Regions from separate parts of the Homo sapiens genome. Here regions 1 and 2 are each linked to region 3. A link is a contact called in ENCODE Hi-C or POLR2A ChIA-PET data. All regions are on one chromosome and are shown on one strand. Each heading gives the region's core, a stretch centred on a gene start or an enhancer-like site at or near the end of the contact. The rest is flanking DNA. Distances are from core to core; before and after follow the strand shown.

Region 1 (2,700 bases), core at 73-2,572, 450 kb after region 3:
GTCTTCCAGTACAGTTGCTGTCTCCTGAAGAAGGCTGGCAGCATTCAGAACATAACTTATGAACTTTAACCAGATGAGTGTCATTTGGTTTATCCTAAATTTAATGAGTTTGGGTAAGTCTTCTGTAGTTCATGGCACTGTGTTATAAATAATAGAATAATTTCAGGTTCTGTCTGGTAGTTACTGTCTGATGTAGAAGCAAGAAGACCACAGGTGAGAGGAGAAGGAGACTGAGAAATGAGGGCTTTGGGTTAGATTACCTTAGTGCTCTTCCTAGTTTCCTGGGCATGGTGTACTTACAGTGAATGAGATCAGAGCTCCGAGTTGAGCTGCTGTGTTAATTGGTTGTATGATTTTAGGCAGTTAACTTCTTTGGTCTGAGTTGCAGCATCTTGAGAACAAGTGTGACTTTTTTTTTTTAATGACCATTCACCTGAGGTGACTTTTTAAAGTGCCACTCCAGCTTTATCTATTATCTGATCCCCTGATGTAAGACTTAGATTACATAAGATTTTTCCATATTATAAATATATTACAGAATTATTCACACTGGGAAATGAGTTGCTTCTGTAGTCTACTTCTTTGGGAATAGCTTTATATTTAACTTTTAAGCTAGTAGTTGCAAAATTTTAATTCTATATATTACGTCATATGAGACTGCAGTGCATTATACGAGATCATGAGTGGTAAGCTTAGCATAGAGCATAGCCATAGCATATGTGGAATTGTTGACAAGCGTTAAGTTTTGGATTATGGTTGATTTTAGCCTTCAGTGTGGAGCTTCCTATTCAGTTCTAAGTGGGTTGGCCTGCTAACCTACATTTTAAATACAGCACTGTCCCTTATTGAGACTACAAATACACCTCCTTTCCCTTTCAGTGTAATATTTTTATTTCAGGTTTCAAGATTTTAACTTCTAAATGCTAAAAATATTACTGAATACTTGAAAACAAATTTCACTGTGTAACCCTTTTAGCTGTTTCTTCTGGATTAAGGGTAGTGTAGGATTCAGTTTTCCTAGAATCTTTAGAAGACTGTAAAATTGGTGATAAATTCTCAGTTCAGTTCTTATGAAAAAGATATGGATTCATATTATAAATATATATTAGAGAAAAAATAGGGAGCTAAACTTGGAACAGATTGGATTTCCCAAAGAGGACTCTGGGGAAAGCTATCTTTATTTGCCACTGTAGCAAATTAAGAGCACACAGTGAACTGTTCTAACACTGAATGCCATTTGAAGAGTAAAACAAAAGAACTAGCCATGGCTTCCTCATCTGTTGCCTGAATGGTTGGCTTCTTTAAATAATTTTCCTGGCCTCTCTCCTCTCATTGAGTGATGTCACTGATGCCACAGAAAGATGAGTAATAGACTCCTGTGGTCTTAATTGGTGTGAAACTTTATGATTTGGCCTGTTTGGAATATATTATCATCTGTTGATGATATATCATTCCCATTCATGCATTTGCTCAGTGTTACAGTAAGCTTCCTTTTATTGTGAATTTTACTGTTCATCAAGTCACAGATTTTTCTGTGACCCTAATACCAAGCAATGACATGCTTTTAAACTACTAGAATAATTTTGAAATAGTTTTAGTAGTTTTTTTGGTTATTTTTTTCTATTAAAAAATTATATATAATATATGATTATTGACAAAAAGGCAAAAAATATTATCTAAATATTACCCCCTCTTTTAATGGTAGACACTTTTAATATTTTGGTGAATATCTTTTCAAACTGTTTTCTTTGCAAATATGTACATGTAAATAAATATATGGCCCAAACAGAATTAGACTTTTTTTATTCCATAAAATACATATATATACAGGTGGTGCATACCTGTAATATACAGGTGGTACATACCTGTAATCTCAGCTACTTGGGAGGCTGAGGCAGGGTAATCACATGAACCCAGGAGGTGGAGGTTGCAGGGAGCCGAGATTGCGCTACTGCACTCCAGCCTGGGCAACAGAGCTCTCCGTCTCAGAGAGAGAGAAAAAAAAAGAAAGTTGTGCCATGAACATTTTTTTTAGGTTATTTGAGGATATTCGACATATATGACAAATGACTAACAGCACAAGTGCCAAGTGAGTAGTTGCAGTGATGAACTAATGCTGTTGAACTTCCGATGAAGGCGAGATCAAAGCTTTTCCTCACACTAGTATTTGGAAGATCAGCTCTCTGTTACCCAAATTGATTTGAGGCTGTATTCTTCAGCTCACGCCTGGTTGGATCAGAGATTATTTGAATTACAGAAGCCAAGTCAAGCATTTTGGCCACTTGTTTTAGTAGCTGATCTCCATTAATGTTTAAGATATGTTTAATGTTCTCTCACTCTAGCTCTTTTGCTTCCTGTTTGAAACACAGCAGTGTACTATGTCCAAAATGCTGTCATATGATATACAATTACTGCTACACGTGTTGTTTATTGAAATTTTAGACATTACAGATTCAGTAGCTTGTTCTAGCTGACGCTGGGTGATTGAAAAGGGAGAAACAGCTAGATATGGTTAAAGGTGAAGTTGTAAGCATTATGAACCTTGGGCAGATCACCACCTCTTCCTGGGCCTCAGTTTCTCTGTAGGATGAGGAAATGGAAGTTTGTAGGCCCTCTGCACAACTGGGGACTTAGGGCCGTTTTCACTTAGGATGGGAACTCTTCTACCGATTGTTGCTTATGTTACTCAGCAACTTGAAT
Region 2 (2,700 bases), core at 138-2,637, 290 kb after region 3:
TCATTATCCTATGCATGTGTATGTATGTGTATATGATGAAAATAGAGCCATACAGTTTCTAAATGTATATAAAGGCTGCATATCTGCCAGATTGCTCTCAAGATGGTTGGACCAGCTACGCCTCCACCAGCAGCACCCGCTTCCCTGTATTCTGCAACATTTAAAAAATAGTCATTAACAAAAATGTCTTTGCCCATTTGGTGAGAAATGACTCTCGTTGCTATTTGCATTTCTCTGTTGAGCCTCCCATGGAGCCGCTGGCTGCGGGGGATGAGTGGGAGCCGCCAACTGCCCTGCTGTGTCTCCCTCGCTCTTCATGCTTTGGGACAGCTTTCTTGTCATAGGTGGCAGATGCTTTTTCCCAGTATTTAATTTGCTTTTAAGTATTTTCAGAAGGATTTTTTGTAGTTTCATTGTTTAAATATTTAAATCGTTAAATATAATGTATTTCAGCATAAAGTGAGCAGCTTGAATCTAACTTTGTTCTGGACAGTTATTTATCCAATTGTTCCAACATTGTTTACTCATTTGGAGACGGAGTCTCACTCTGTCGCCAAGGCTGGAATGCAGTGGCGCAGTCTCGGCTCACTGCAACCTCCGCCTCCTGGGTTCAAGCGATTCTTCTGCCTCAGCCTCCCTAGTAGCTGGGACTACAGGCACCCACCACCATGTCCAGCTATCTTCTTAAATATTTCAGGGTCTAGGTTCTTTAATGTAAACATGTTTTGCCACATTTTACCTTTTGACCACTTCTCTGTGTCTTAAGATATTTACGTGTACCTTCCATTTTTCTCATTGCCATAGGAGAGATTCACCCAGGATACACAACCTCACTATATCTATTCACCCCGTGAAATGACTAGGTGGGTGAGAGGCATCTTTGAAGCGCTGAGACCTCTGGAGACCCTGCCTGTTGAAGGCCTCATTCGGATTTGGGCACATGAAGCTCTGCGTCTCTTCCAAGATAGGTAAGGGAAGCCGAGGATCCAGTTGGTCCCATTCTCCCCTGCTCTGAGTTCTTACAGCTGTCGAAGCTGGGGTCTTTGCAGGGGTGGTCTGCCTAAGTTAGAGCCAGGTGGTGCCAGTGGTGGAAGGAGCAGAGTCAGCCAGGGCAGCCTCCCGTCTGGACACTGGTCACAGTTGCCCCAGGGTAACAAAGTCACAGTGCGCTGAATGCACCGGCTGGCCCACCACTGTCTGCTTACACAAGGCACTTTCATAAACCTTGTGGCTGTGAACAGGGTACTTTTTTTTTTAAAGATACATCATAGAAGTCAAAAAACGGGGCACTTTAATAAACCTTTTAAACTGTCAGGTGGGACCACAAAAGGTAGCAGCTGCCTGTGATAACCTTACCAGAGCACGGGTTCACTGCTGAGTTAAAAGGTCTCCCAACAACTGCCCAGTGTGCGTGTTCCGTAACCACCACCCCTCTTCCTGTTTCTCAGTCTGTGTTCTCATCAAAGGCTTTGCAGCTGCAGCTCTGGGGCACTGGTTTTCTCTTTTACCTGTTGCCCACTTGGATCAATTCTTGTCTTGTAAGTTTTGAGTTTTTCTAGTTAAGTGACCAATACTTAAGGGAAAAAATTGCTAACGGATGACTGATCGGCATCAACTGTGGAAGGTTTTGTGGTTTGAATTGCAGTAAGATGACTTGGCAGATGGTTCCCTCCAGACTAAGAAATGCTTAAGTGTTTGGCAGCTGTGCCTCTGGACCAGGTGTCATCCTGCAGTTTTTCCTGTCATTACTGTACAAGGAGTCTCAGAATACTGCCTAGTTGTAATCACTGGGTTTCCAACCCGAGTCCTTGGCATTCTTGGGCAACACCGGGTACATTACTGACAGCCACTGTAAGAGATGAGCAGGCAAGGCAGAGTGCAGAGTATGTTGGCTGTGGCAGCCCTGTTTTTATTTCTTATTGGAGTTCTGCTGCTTTTTAAACAGTCTTTTGTTATTGTTGCTATGTCAGCTACCTTCACTCTCCCCTTTTCAATTAAAAAAAAATTGGCTGGGCATAGTGGTTCACATCTATAATCCCAGCACTTTGGAAGGTCGAGGCAGGAGGATCATTGAGCCCAGGAGTTCAAGGCCAGCCTGACCAACATAGTGAGACCCCCATCTCTACAAAAAATAAAAAATTAGCCAGGTGTGGTGACGTGTACCTGTAGTCCCAGCTACTTGGGAGGCTGAGACAGGAAGATCGATTGAGCCTGGGAGGCTGCAGCTACAGTGAGCCATGATCGTGCCACTGCATTCCAGCCTGAGTGACAGAGCAAGACCCTGTCTCCCACAATATAGTTTTCACAGATTTCTAGTACCACAGAGAATTTTGTTTAAATTCAAATGTCGCAACAGCAGTTGTGCTTACAAATTCAGATTGGCTTCAGTAAGTATATACCTGCCTTCACTAGACCCTCACCTGGTAGCCTGCATAGGAGATCTTACAGTCAGCTTCTCAAAAGGTCCTCACACAGCAGCGCAGTCACAGTCTCGCCTGCTTGCCTTGTAGTAAGTCTTACACCTCTAAAACTACACACATCACAGTTCCCATTTCTTTTTTCTTTTTCTTTTTTTTTTTTTTTTTTTTGAGACAAGAGTCTCGCTTTGTCACCCAGGCTAGAGTGCAATGGCATGATCTCAGCTCACTGCAATCTCCGTCTCCTGGGTTCAAAGCAATTCTTGTGCCCCAGCCCCCAGAG
Region 3 (2,700 bases), core at 130-2,629:
ACATCTGATGTATTGTGAGTGATTTTGTGACCCTGCTACGTGCACGCATATGCACAGAAAAAAAATATCTTAGAATGTAGACCAAAATATTAACAGTGGTTATGGATGAGTGATGGATGAGTGAACTAACTATAGATTTGGAAGGATATTGTCTGTTTTAAAAGAAAATGAACACTTTCACTCCCAAACAAGACGGAATGTAGAGACTGGATTTCCTCTCCTGCCTGAAAAAGTCAAAATAAATTGGACCAAATATATAAAACAAGAGTTCTCAAGACACTGGATGATATGGTTTTGCTATGTCCCCACCCAAATCTCATCTTGAATTGTAGCTCCCATAATTCCCATGTGTTGTGGGAGGGACCTGGTGGGAGATATTTGAATCATGGGGGTGGTTTCCCCCATACTGTTCTCGTGGTAGTGAACAAGTCTCACGAGATCTGATGGTTTTATAAGGGGTTTCCCTCTCCACTTGGTTCCATTCTCTCTTGTCCACCACCATATAAGATGTGCCTTTCACCTTCTGCCATGATTGTAAGGCTTCCCCAGGCCCGTGGAACTGTGAGTCCATTAAACCTATTAAACCTGTTTTTCCTTATAATTTACCCAGTCTCGGGTATGTCTTTATCAGCAGCATGAGGACAGACTAATACACTGGATATCAGGTAACTAGGCACAATGATTTCTGAGAATGTGGAAAATAAAGTGAGCCTGCAATTAACCCAGCTTCCTTTCTTGAGAGGGTTTCCAAGCTACAGTATGGACAAGGGTACCCAGGTGGGGCCTGGCAGGCTCTTCGAGTTGGGAAGACAGAGCTGAGAGTCCAGGGAGACTCTGGTCACAGGTAGGGGCAGGGGGGTGATGCTGAGAGCCCCTGGGGCATGCCTGCCCTCTACAAAGCTCGTGGTTGAATGCAGGGAGGTGGTCTGGGGGTGGACTTGGGCAATGGGGAGGCTGCATGGGTTAGAGCCAAGCTCTCCCCTCTTCCAGTCTGTCTGGGCCTCTGCAGCTCCCGGTAACTTTGCACTGATTCCAGAGACAGTGATTGCTCAGGTACCCAGGTCTGGGTGTAATTAAAAAAAAAACAAAACAACAACAACAACAACAACAACAACAAAAAACCAAACCTGGCTCTTGGTGCTTTCAGAGATGGCTCAGAGCAGGAATTCTCTAGCTTTGGGGTGCATCCTCAGAGGTGGGGGGGGGCTTGCTGAAAAGACAGGTGTATGGTCCCACCTCAGGCCTGCTGAACAGAAGCTCTGGAGCAGGCTCAGGAGTTTCTTTTCTAACAGGCTCCCCGAGAGATCCTAGCAAATGTTTGCACAACACTCACTTGGAAGCTATGTGACCAAAACCATGATCACAGGGTTGTCCCTGAACACGGTGGGGAAATAACCTCTCCCTTAAATCTCCCCTGCGTGGTGACTTAGGGGAGGAGCCGGAAGAGAGCAGTGCTTCACAATAAAAGGAAGAATTGCTTGAACGGAGGCGTTTCAGGCATGAGTCACAGGCCGGGTGTGGAAGAGGAAAGTGTGAAGCAAGGTAGGCTTCCCAGCACCCCTCCATGCACAGCAGGGGCTGGCCAGCCTCAGCCAGGCCAGATGGAGCCCTGGAGGGTGGGGCTGGCTGCCCAGCTAGAGTGTCTCCTTTTACTTCCAGCAGGAAAAAAAGGCCTCCTGTCAATAGCAGAATCATCTACGTTTTCCCTGCCTTCCTCACTTAAATGCTTTCGAGGAGTGGGAGGAAGAAATTGGAGGCTGGAATGAATACCCTTTGCCCTCCTCTGAAAGCAGCCTGGGAGGGGTGACGGGGTGTAGGAGCAGAGACTTCAAGTGGCCCCCACCTGCCAAACCATTCTCAGGGACAGGTACCAGCTGGGATGTTGGCAGCAGCCGCTCCCCTGCAAGGAGAACCTCCCACTTCCTGTCCCGCACACCTGCCTCATTGGAAAGTGACGCACCCACTGTTTGGCCTCGGCAGCCTGATGTTTCTCATCACACAGGAAGACGGTCATGCTACAGGAAGACCTCGGACTTTGCATCCAGCAGATGTGAGTTCAAATTCCAGCTTTGTAATTTGCAAGCTCAGAGGTGGATTTGCTGGGAAGCTAAACAAGCTTACCTGCAGAGCCCCCAGCTTGCATGGGCCCCTCCCAAGACCTTAACCTCATTTTGTATTCATAATTTTGTAGTCTTTTCCCTTCAAAAGGCAGCCCAAATTTAAAAGCATTAAGCCCCACAAGACCTGAGTCCACCTAGGAGGTGGGAGATATCCCTTGCAGCATGAGAATAATAATTACCACCTCGTAGGGTTGTTCTAGAGATTGTCAGACCGAGACCACGCCACACACCCAGAAGGCACCCAAGTCACAGAGCCTGATATTGTTCCTGGAGCGCCATTGCATCATCCTTGACCACAAGATCTGCGTCATTGGATTTGTCTCAAAAACTTGGGACTCTGGAGATAAAACCTCATTGCAAGGCTACCTTTGCCACTGTATCTTAGCAGCTTTTGAAGCAAAGCATTTCAATATTTAGACACTGTGTTTCTAATGGGTACTGGGATCAAAATAATAAAAACTCAGTCTGCAAAGGGAGAAGAATAGAAACCAGCAGATTTATTATTTCACAGAATGTTCCTCTCCTCTCAGGTAAACATGCCTAATAATATCTGCTTAACTAATGAGCACCCGCATTGTCA

Evidence for each region. A loop is a pair of places that touch in the nucleus more often than their neighbours do. ChIA-PET counts read pairs that join two places held with the same protein, here RNA polymerase II (POLR2A). Pooled maps may share reads with other maps.
Region 1: a pooled map shows a loop between it and region 3 (2.1-fold over the local background). The contact joins the enhancer-like site here to the promoter of LINC02320 in region 3. A Hi-C loop is called at or near these places in 1 of 50 pooled maps. POLR2A ChIA-PET finds 5 or more read pairs at or near these places in 2 of 52 experiments (activated CD4-positive, alpha-beta T cell and activated T-cell).
Region 2: a loop to region 3 is called in a pooled map, with 7 times the contacts of the local background. The contact joins the enhancer-like site here to the promoter of LINC02320 in region 3. A Hi-C loop is called at or near these places in 1 of 168 maps with a recorded cell type or tissue (PC-9) and 5 of 50 pooled maps. POLR2A ChIA-PET finds 5 or more read pairs at or near these places in 2 of 52 experiments (SK-N-SH and activated T-cell).

The regions. Positions count from the first base shown.
Region 1 is chr14:102,181,074-102,183,773 of GRCh38, forward strand. All of the region lies in intron 1 of WDR20 (WD repeat domain 20), which reads left to right. Among named protein-coding and RNA genes, the nearest start is that of WDR20, 43 kb to the left of the region's middle. Within about 2 kb of position 1,323, at least 2 of the 41 ENCODE cell types and tissues checked have a DNase peak (open chromatin) inside an H3K27ac peak, as active enhancers do.
Region 2 is chr14:102,019,089-102,021,788 of GRCh38, forward strand. DYNC1H1 (dynein cytoplasmic 1 heavy chain 1) reads left to right here. Exons shown (of 78, transcript NM_001376.5): 42 at 805-968. Among named protein-coding and RNA genes, the nearest start is that of DYNC1H1, 56 kb to the left of the region's middle. Within about 2 kb of position 1,388, at least 3 of the 41 ENCODE cell types and tissues checked have a DNase peak (open chromatin) inside an H3K27ac peak, as active enhancers do; they include PC-9, where a contact is called at or near this core.
Region 3 is chr14:101,729,927-101,732,626 of GRCh38, forward strand. LINC02320 (long intergenic non-protein coding RNA 2320) reads right to left here and starts at 1,380. Exons shown (of 6, transcript NR_184269.1): 1 at 1,128-1,380. LINC00239 (long intergenic non-protein coding RNA 239) reads left to right here and starts at 511. Exons shown (of 4, transcript NR_026774.1): 1 at 511-561; 2 at 1,431-1,542; 3 at 1,862-2,050; 4 at 2,310-2,599. RefSeq lists enhancers at 946-2,145, 1,188-1,247, 1,978-2,077.